Regions from separate parts of the Homo sapiens genome. Here region 2 is linked to region 1. The links are chromatin contacts, found by POLR2A ChIA-PET in ENCODE. All regions are on one chromosome and are shown on one strand. The core of a region is the stretch at or near the end of the contact, and the rest is flanking DNA. Distances in the headings are between cores, read along the strand shown.

What was found. ChIA-PET counts read pairs that join two places held with the same protein, here RNA polymerase II (POLR2A).
Region 2: POLR2A ChIA-PET joins it to region 1 with 6 read pairs in GM12878. The contact joins the promoter of EIF4EBP3 here to the promoter of PCBD2 in region 1. POLR2A ChIA-PET finds 5 or more read pairs at or near these places in 2 of 52 experiments (AG04450 and GM12878).

The regions. Positions count from the first base shown.
Region 1 is chr5:134,902,725-134,907,485 of GRCh38, reverse strand. PCBD2 (pterin-4 alpha-carbinolamine dehydratase 2) reads right to left here and starts at 2,355. Exons shown (of 4, transcript NM_032151.5): 1 at 2,263-2,355. The coding sequence starts at 2,346. RefSeq lists enhancers at 1,272-1,857, 1,858-2,442 and a silencer at 2,040-2,799.
Region 2 is chr5:140,544,936-140,549,696 of GRCh38, reverse strand. It overlaps EIF4EBP3 (eukaryotic translation initiation factor 4E binding protein 3), which reads right to left and starts at 2,035. Exons shown (of 3, transcript NM_003732.3): 1 at 1,857-2,035; 2 at 621-791; 3 at 121-463. The coding sequence starts at 1,959. The coding sequence ends at 435. ANKHD1-EIF4EBP3 (ANKHD1-EIF4EBP3 readthrough) reads right to left here. Exons shown (of 36, transcript NM_020690.6): 35 at 621-791; 36 at 121-463. The coding sequence ends at 460. RefSeq lists enhancers at 965-1,672, 1,823-1,912, 1,673-2,379, 2,380-3,088.

The DNA of each region.
Region 1 (4,761 bases), core at 1,106-3,605:
GCAGATCACAAGGTCAGGAGTTCGAGGCCAGCCTGGCCAAGATGGTGAAACCCGTCTCTACTAAAAATACAAAAATTAGCCAAGCGTGGTGGCACGCGCCTATAGTCTCAGCTACTCAGGAGGCTGAGGCAGGAGAATCGCTTGAACCCAGGAGGCAAAGTTGCAGTGCGCCAAGACCGCACCACTGCACTCCAGTCTGGGCAACAGAGCGAGACTCCGTCTCAAAAAAAAAGAAAGAATTCTGAAATTCTTATTAAACACTTATTTTGTCAACTCAGAGAATTTTGGAAAAGAAACAGAATTATGTGTGTCCACACTGAGTAGCTGCAAAGAAAACCATTAAACATGCTGCCTGTAATAAGGCAGGAACCTGGAGTCTGTAGAACACACTGAGCTGTTTTCTCTGAGTGCTGGACCATCCACATCCCCGCTAAGATCAGTGGTATGCACTTTATGCCCACAACAGACACCTGCCCAGCAGCAGGGACCACACCCAGGACTGGGAAATGGAGCCACTTCATCTACATAACATCAAAGGCCCCCATGAGGGCACATTCACAGCAGAACCCTTGGTGGTGGGCTTAATTTTTTCAGGGGATGGGGGGTAGGCTAGGATTTGAAGAGAGTAAACTAGATCTAAGGCCTAACTTTGTTACTTTTAGCTGTGGGATACTAAACTCCGCTTTTCTGAATTCCGGGATCCTTCTGTCTGTAGTGGGGATATTATAATATCTACCTGCCAAGATTTTTTGAAAGGCTTAGATTACAGATCTTGAATGTGAGGGTACCTAGCATTGAGCCTGGCATGGGGCAGCGCTCAAATCATGTCTGTTGACTCATTCCTTCCCAGAACACCCTAATCTTACTGGATCACTAGCACCTGGGGCAGAGTACGCCTGAAGACACGCCTAGGTGACAGTAGGCACTCAACTTGTGTTCTCCCCTTCGTGGACAAGAAGCGGCGGAGTGCCTATCTTCCTCCGTCTTCGAGCTATTTTAAATTTCTTCTATTACAGCACTTTGGGAGGCCGAGGAGGGTGGATGACGAGGTCAGGAGATCGAGACCATCCTGGCTAACACGGTGAAACCCCGCCTCTACTAAAAATACAAAAAAATTAGCCGGGCGTGGCGACGGGCGCCTGTTGTCCCAGCTACTCGGGAGGCTGAGGCAGGAAAATGGCGTGAACCCGGGAGGCGGAGCTTGCAATACGCCGAGATCGCGCCACTGCACTCCAGCCTGGGTGACGGCGTGATTCTCCTTCTCAAAAAAAAAAAAAAAAAAAAAAAAAAATTCTTCTATTAAAGAATTTCAGGCCAGGCGCAGTGGCTCGCGCCTGTAATCCCAGCACTTTGGGAGGCCGAGGCAGGTAGATCACCTGAGGTCAGGAGTTCGAGACTAGCCTGGCCAACATGGCGAAAACCCCTCTCTACTAAAAATATAAAAAATTACCTGGGCGAAATGGCACGCGCCTGTAATCGCAGCTACTCGGGAGGGTGAGGCAGGAGAATAGCGTGAACCCAGGAGATGGAGGTTGCAGTGAGCCGAGATCGCGCCACTCCACTCCGGGCTCGGCGATACAGCGAGACTCCGTGTCGAAAAAACAAAACAAAACAAAACATTTCAAACTGAAATGGGCGGTTAAAATGCAACTTAAAATGAGATGGTGAGTTTAACGCACCACTTTTCCACTAGGTGGTGCTGCATGTTAAAACTTTCCCTCCATTTACTCCAAAATATTAATTTCTACAGCAGGAAAACTGACGGCCCCTTGGAAAAGGAAAGAAAAGTCAATATGTCACCAAAAAAGACAATTTATTAATAACTCCTCCAAAACCTCTGTGGGTTCCCCTTGGAGTGAAGCGCGAGCAGGGAGCCGCCATAGGGAGCCAGGCCCGCAGCGCCGTTCGTCCTCAGCACAACGAGCGGCAGCGGGCACCGAATTGTTCTGCAACTACTTTTCACATCTGCCTTTTGTAGTTGCTGAACAAAATTCGTTCCCATTTGTTTCCGGTTGGCAAGTTCGTAGGCTTCGGCGGAAGTGTAAAGTCAAGGGCAAGTGGCGGAGGCTGCGGCCACCCCGGTCTCTGAGCGGCGCACCGGACAGGTGGTCAGTCCCGGGACGCGGTGACCCGACGCCCGAGCTCCAAGGCTCGGCCCACGCCGGGTTCGCCCCAGTCCCGCTGGTCCCTCAGCCGACGCCGCCGGGCCTCGCACCGCCCCCCGACCCCGGACCCCCACCCACGCGGCCGCTGTGCACTCACCATGGCCGCTAGCCCTAGGCTCTGGCCTCGCAGCGCCGCCAACAAGCGCCGCGTCGCCCCGAGCGCCCCGAGCACCGCCGCCATTGGCCGTCTGCCGAGGGCTGCCCCGCGCGCTGCCTGCCGGCCGCCCACAGCCGCCCCCGACCCGACCACGCCCAGCTACCGCCAGCCCTGGTAGTCTCCCTGCGGGGCTGGCCCGGAGCGGGGTCTGTGTGTGGGAAGCGCCCAGCCTTCCCGCGGGCACAGGCGCAGCCCGGACCCCGAACACCCCCAGGAGCTTCAGCGGTCGCCAGCGCCCTTGGCCGCCAGGTGGACTCTGCGCGCCCCACAGCCGTAGGCCCAGCAGGCGCGCGCGGTCCCCGCCCCGTGCGGGCCCGTCGCGTCTGTGCCCGGGACGCAGGTCGCCCGGCGCGCGCTGGCCTTGCCCTCCGGTCCTCGCTGCGCTAGGAGGAACTTCGCCCAGCCTCGGGCGCCGGCCTCCTCCGCTTCGCGGGCGCTAGCACCGAGCTGGGCTCCCCGCTTGGCGGCGCTGCGCGCAGTCCATGCGGGCAGGAGGATGTCGTAGGCCAGGGCGGGGCAGTTGAGCGGCGGGGCTGGGGCAGTGAACCACGGCAGTTCCCATCGGGGGCTCCTAAGTCTTGCAGTAGTGGGTTCGAACGCAGCCTCTGTTCAGTCATCACGCAGCTGCCAAGTTCTTGAGCCAGCTGGCTCGTCTGGGTTTGCCTGGACCAAAAAGTGTGGAAACCCGGCCTGTAATCCCCTCCCAAACGTGTCCGTGCCCTGTTTACCCCCAGGCTCAGCACACAGTAGGAGCTCTGCAGACAGCTGTGAACAGATTTAGGTGAATCTTTTCTTGTATCATTTTTGGGGAGGTATTCTTTCATTCTTTTTTTTTTTTTTTTTTTGACTTTTTTGAGATGTAATTGACATACTATTAAGAATACTCACTTGTATCTTTTTTTTTTTTTTTTTTTTTTGAGACGGAGTCTCGCTCTGTCGCCCAGGCTGGAGTGCAGTGGCGCGATCTCGGCTCACTGCAAGCTCCGCCTCCCGGGTTCACGCCATTCTCCTGCCTTAGTCTCCCGAGTAGCTGGGACTACAGTCACCCGCCACCACGCCCGGCTAATTTTGTTTTTGTATGTTTAGTAGAGACGGGGTTTCACAGTGTTAGCCAGGATGGCCTCAATCTCCTGACCTCGTGATCCGCCCGCCTCGGCCTCCTAAAGTGCTGGGATTACAGGCGTGAGCCACCGCGCCCGGCCTCTTTTTTGTTTGTTTTTAACTGAATAGTTTAAGCAGGCCAGGCATGGTGGCCCGCACCTGTAATCACAGCACTTTGGGAGGACAAGGCAGGAGGATCACTTGAGGCCAGATGTTCGAGATCTGCCTGGGCAACATGGCAAAACCCCATCTCTATTAAAAATACAAAAATTAGCCACGCGTGGTGGCACGTGCTGGTAGTTCCAGCTATCCGTGAGGCTGAGATGGGAGGATGGCTTGAGCCCGGGAGGCTGCAGTGAGCTGAAATCACGCCACTGCATTCCATCGACAGCAAAATACCCTTTCCCTCACCCCCCTCAAAAATAAAAAAAAAAGTTTATGCAAATTAATAAGCAGTTTTGCAGAGGATATGGCAAAATATTTTTTTTAAGAACAAGAGTCCATTTAACTTCAACTTAGCAGTTATTAGCAGTCCATCCATATGGACCTAGAAAAAATAAAGCATTTTGCCTCAAAGTAGCCCAAAATTCACGGGCTTCTGTTCTTCCCATTTGCCCACTTGACAAAATGTAACCATTTCGCCGGGTGCAGCGGCTCATACCTGTAGTCCCAGCACTTTGGGAGGGTGAGGCGGGTGGATCAATTGAGGCCAGGAGTTCGAGACCAGCCTGGCCAAAATGGTGAAACCCCGTCTCTACTAAAAATACAAAAATCAGCTGGGCATGGTGGTGCGTGCCTGTAATCCCAGCTACTGAGGAAACTGAGGCAGGAGAATAGCTTGAACCCGGGAGGCGGAGGGTGCAGTGAGCTGAGATTGCACCACTGCACTCCAGCCTGGCAACAGAGCAAGACTCTGTCAAAAAAAAAAAAGATGTAACCATTTCAAAAGCAAAACTCGGGAGGAATCACACTGGGGGCCCTTATCAAATGTTGCTGGTCCTAAAGAATTAAAAGTTATATTTCCAACATTTACATTGACTGTTTATGATCATGAAAACTACTACTCAGATTCGCTCATTAAAGTAAGAACTAAAAAATGAACCAGTGGATGTGAGTAAACAAGTGAACCTTCATTATTTTCAGTAAATTTAATCATTTTCCTTCCTTAATACCACTGTATGAAACTGGCATCTGGGATATAGTCACTGGCCAGGCAAAGTGGCTCACGCCTGTGATCCCAGCACTTTGGGAGGCTGAGGCGGATAGATCACTTGAGCCCAGAAGTTTGAAACTAGGCTGGGCAACATGGTGAAACCCTGTTGCTACAAAAAAGTACAA
Region 2 (4,761 bases), core at 786-3,285, 5.6 Mb before region 1:
GGGCCTGGTGGGAGCTGGGAATGATCTGAGGCCTCTGAGCTTAACCAGGCCTGCCAGGGCCTTCAGCTGTGTGGCTGAGATGAGAAAATCAGCATTGAGGAGAACACTGGAGCCAAGGCATTTCTTTGAATGTTTACTAAGCAGTCAGAAGGTGACTTACTCCATTCCCCAGTTCCAGCCCCTGAGCATAGAGGGTTTAGGGTTAGGAGGAGTACCACAGACTGAAGAGGAAGTAGAGTTAAGGGCTTGGCAAGTTGCCCACTCCTATCCCTGGTCTAGCTGCCTCAGAACTAAAGGAGGCCTGGAACTAACAAGTCACTCCCTTCCAGATTAGATGAGGCCAGCTGGCCTTTGGATGCCCCAGGAAGAGGTGGTGGCAGCAGTGGCATGAGGGATCCCTCTGTAACTCCACATGCCAGGTCATCTGCACTGGATTAGATGTCCATTTCAAATTGTGCGTCATCTGGAGAGAGAAAAGGCAGGAAGACAGGTTGCTGGTCTGAGGATCTGCAGGCTCAGCATCAGTGCAGAAACCCCTCTTGGAACTGAACCCCCGCACTGTGTCACAGTGGCATTTGAACTCAAAGGCTGGGACAATTCTTAATTCCTGCTTTCCTTACCGGGTATCTCTTCCTCTGTCTCCTGCTCCTTCAGCTCCTCCAGCTTGGAGAGAGGGGCTGTTGGAGGAGTTGTGACCCCGGGAATCTGAGGGAGGCAGCAGGGGGGTGTCCGGGCAATGGGTGAGTTCTTGCACTCCAGCAGGAACTTTCGGTCGTAGATGATCCTGGTGCCTGTCAAGGGGTTGGGACTGAGGTAAGAGTCAGGAGCTTGGGTACCGAGGTGACTGGGGTCCCAGACTCAGGCCTTTTGGGGCCTGGAGGTGAGGGTGGTGTCAAATTTCCCTGTGTATCAAAGGACATCGGCTCTGAAGCCCAGCTAGGTTCTCAGCAGACAAGCCTTCATAGTGCTTAAAATCTTCCAGACCTAACCAAGATGTGGGTATAAAGCAAGGGGGGCATCCCAGCTGGTATAGGCAGGGGCTTTATGTTTGGGAGAGCTTCAGATCTTGGCTCTAAGAGGAACACCAAACTTTGAGTTCAGGTACTTCATGCTGCTCCTCTACCACTCTGAAACCTCTGCTTTGGTCTCACCAGTGAAGGTGAGACCTAGACTAACAGCCTCAGGTGGTTCAAGAAGTGAAATAGCAGTTGTGAAGGGTTCCACCCAGTGCTGTTACCTGGGCTATCTCCTGCAGGGAGGAGAAACGTACTGTTCTAATCCTGACCCCTCCCAGGTCCTATAAGGTTCACACTAGCTCAGAGGAACTTGGCCCGCATAATGTCCTCAAAGGGTCCTGCCCTGTTCCTCCCCTCCGCTTCCGCGTGGCAGGAATCCCTGGGTCGGGAGCCCAGCAGCTCGTGATCCCAGGCTGCTCGCCCAACCAAACAGACGCCAGCCAGCAGCACAAAAACGGAGCAACTGCCCCAACTGTTCTAACTACTCCACTTCTCAAGACCCGGTGCTTCCGGCTGAGGTCACGCTCAGTAGGGGGCCCTGGCCCCTATTCCTAGGAAGCAAAGTCGCGAGGGGTAAGGAGCGTGTGTAAGGCTCCAAGAACCCAGGCCACAGTGAAGGATTACAGCCCAAACACCCGGAAGCTAGGCTCATGGCCTTGTTGCATCACTTAGAAGTTTTTGGGAACTGAGCTTCCGCTCCAAACATTCTCCCCCAAAGCTACAACCTGTAGAGGGGCCTGCGGACAAGTCTTAGGTCTGTCCCTCCCCTACCCCCGCCCCGCAACAACACGCACGCGCTAATATGTCCGCAGCCTGCGGACCCCTGCCCGGCCCGCTGACCTCCGGGGGTAGTGGCGTATAGCGTGCCCCCCGGCGTGGTGCTGTAGCAGTCGGGCAGCTGGTCCCGGCCCCCGGGAATCGGGCAGCTAGTGGACGTTGACATAGCGAGCGGGAGGAGCAGCAAAGTAACCGCCTGGCGTTGAGGTCGAGGAGCGCAGCTCTGAGTCTGAGGCGGACTCAGCCGACCACGTGCAGCTGCTGGCAACAACACTAGAACAACGTCACGCCCAGGGCGGGCCACCGGCCGTCACTCAACCCGACGGTCCCGCCCTATCTGCTAGGAAGCCAGCCCGGTTCAGAGAAAGCTGGAAATGCGTCCAAAGTCCCAGGCCCCACACCAGCTTCCAGTTCCTGCTGGCCCAGCGCTGGCCAACCTGCCTGAGTGCTGCAGCAGCTCAGCTATTTACTGTTTATAGCCGGGAGCTGGGGGCAGGTGAAGTAGGGCAAGCGTTTTTATCCTGTATTAGTTCACCCATTCCTTGCCAACTTTTGGATAGTAAAGCACTATGATTAGCCAAAGTCACACATCTTGCAGGAAGGGAAGCTGGGATTCAAATCTGACTGCATCTGATTCCAGGACTGTGCCCTTAAGCCCAGCTGTGTACTGCCTCCCATAAACAGTAACAGTACAAGGCCGGGTGCGGTGGCTCACGGCCTGTAATCCCAGCACTTTGGGAGGCTAAGGCGGGTGGATAGCTTGAGCCCAGGAGTCTGAGACCAGCCTGGGCAACATGGTGAAACCTAGACTCTACTAAAAATACAAAAATTAGCCGGGTGCGGCAGCATGCGCCTGTAGACCCAGCTACTCGGGAAGCTGAGGTGGAAGGATAGGTTGAACCCAGGAGGCGGAGGTTGCAGTGAGCGGAGATTGCACCACTGCACTCCAGCCTGGGTGACACATGCCTTGATGGCCTGGAGCACAGCAGGAAGGGGAAGGTCAGTGAGGGCTGGTCATCTTTCTGAAGAAGTGGTACCTGGACTAATAAAAGGATGAGTCAAGTTTGGGGGCTACAGCTGAGGCATCACCAGTCAGAAGGCCTGCCCTTTGATCTCTTTGCCAGTTAACTAAGGAGGGGCAGGGGGCTAGTGAGGAGGGCTTGGTCTTTAGAAGGAAAGAAAGGTCAGAGAGTTTGGCCTTGGAGTTTTTTTTTTGTTTTTTTTTTTTATGTAGACACAGTGATATGACAGGCTGGAGCAAGGTGGTGGGATTGGTGAAGATGTATATATGCTGGAAATCTTGAATTCATCAGGCTGTCCTGTTTGGCTTCCTCAAAATCAATACTGCCTCCACTGTCCCTTCCCCTCACCAAAAATTAAGTATAGACCACCTGACTGCATCCATTTATCAATATTAACTCAGCTCTGGCTTCATCAGATTTCTCCTTAGGTCTGATTTCTTCACTCATTTAAAAAAAGATTGCTTCTCAAACTATTTATTTTCTGAGATAGGGTTTTGCTCTGCTGCCTAGGCTGGAATGCAGTGGTGTAATCTCAGCTCAATGCAAACTCTGCCTCCTGGGTTCAGGCCATCCTCCCACCTCAGCCTCCTGAGTAGCTGGGACCACAGGTGCCCACCACCACACCGGGCTAATTTTTGGATTTTTTATAGAGACAAGGTTTCACCATGTTGCCCAGGCTGGTCTCGAATTCCTGAGCTCAAGTAACCTATCTGCCTCGGCCTCCCAAAGTGCTGGTGTGAGCCACCACACCTGGCCAGCTTCTCAAACTTTAATGTGCATATAAATCATCTGGAGATATTGTTAAAATGATAATTCTGATACAGTATTGGTCTGGGTGAGATTTTGGATTTTTTTTTTTTTTTGACACAGGGTCTCACTGTCACCCAAGCTGGAGTGTAGTGGTACAATCATGGCTCACTGCAGCCTCAACCTCCTGGGCTCAGGTGACCCTCCCACTTCAGTGTCCTCAATAGCTGGGACCACAGGTGCATGCCACTGTACCTGGCTAATTTTTAAATTTTTTGTAAAGGCGGGGTCTCACTATGTTGCCCAGGCTGGTCTCAAACTTGTGGGCCCAAGCGATCCTCCCAAACAGGCATCCTCCGAAACAAGAATTACAGGCATGAGCCACCGTGCCCAGCCAGTTGTGGATTTTTTTTTTTTTTTTTTGAGATGGAGTTTCGCTCTTGCCGCCCAAATGGCATGATCTTGGCTCACCGCAACCTCCGATTCCCGGGTTTAAGCGATTCTCCTGCCTCAGCCTCCTGAGTAGTTGGGATTACAGGCATGTACCACCACACCCAGCTAATTTTGTAATTTTAGTAGAAACAGAGTTTCTCCATGTTGGTCAGGCTGGTCTTGAACTCCCGACCTCAGGTGATCAGCCTGCCTCGGCCTCCCAAAGTGCTACGATTACAGGCATAAGCCACCACACCTGGCTGGTTTTTTTTTTTTTTTAAGATGGAGTCTTGCTCTGTCACCCAGGCTAGAGTTCAGTGGCATGATCTCAGCTCACTGCAACCTCTGCCTCCTGGGTTCAAGCGATTCTCCTGCCTCAGCCTCCTGAGTAGCTGGAATTACAGGAACCCACCACCGCACCGGGCTAATTTTTTGTATTTTTAGCAGACATCAGGTTTCACTATCTTGGCCAAGCTGGTCTCGAACTCCTGATCTCCAGTGATCTGCCTGGCTTGGCCTCCCAAAGTGCTGGAGTTACAGGCATGAGCCACCGGGCCTGACTGCAACTGTGAGTTTTTAATACAGTAATGCAAACGCTTCAGGGCCTCAGAAACACACTTCAGGTATCAAGGGTATGTATATTTTATTGTCCCGAAAAGGATTTTGAGTATCTTACAAAATGGTGCATGCCAAAATGAAGTGTCTTAGCAGTGCTGGAGGGTAAAGCTTGGGAACAGATTGTAGTGAATCATTTATGATAACTAACC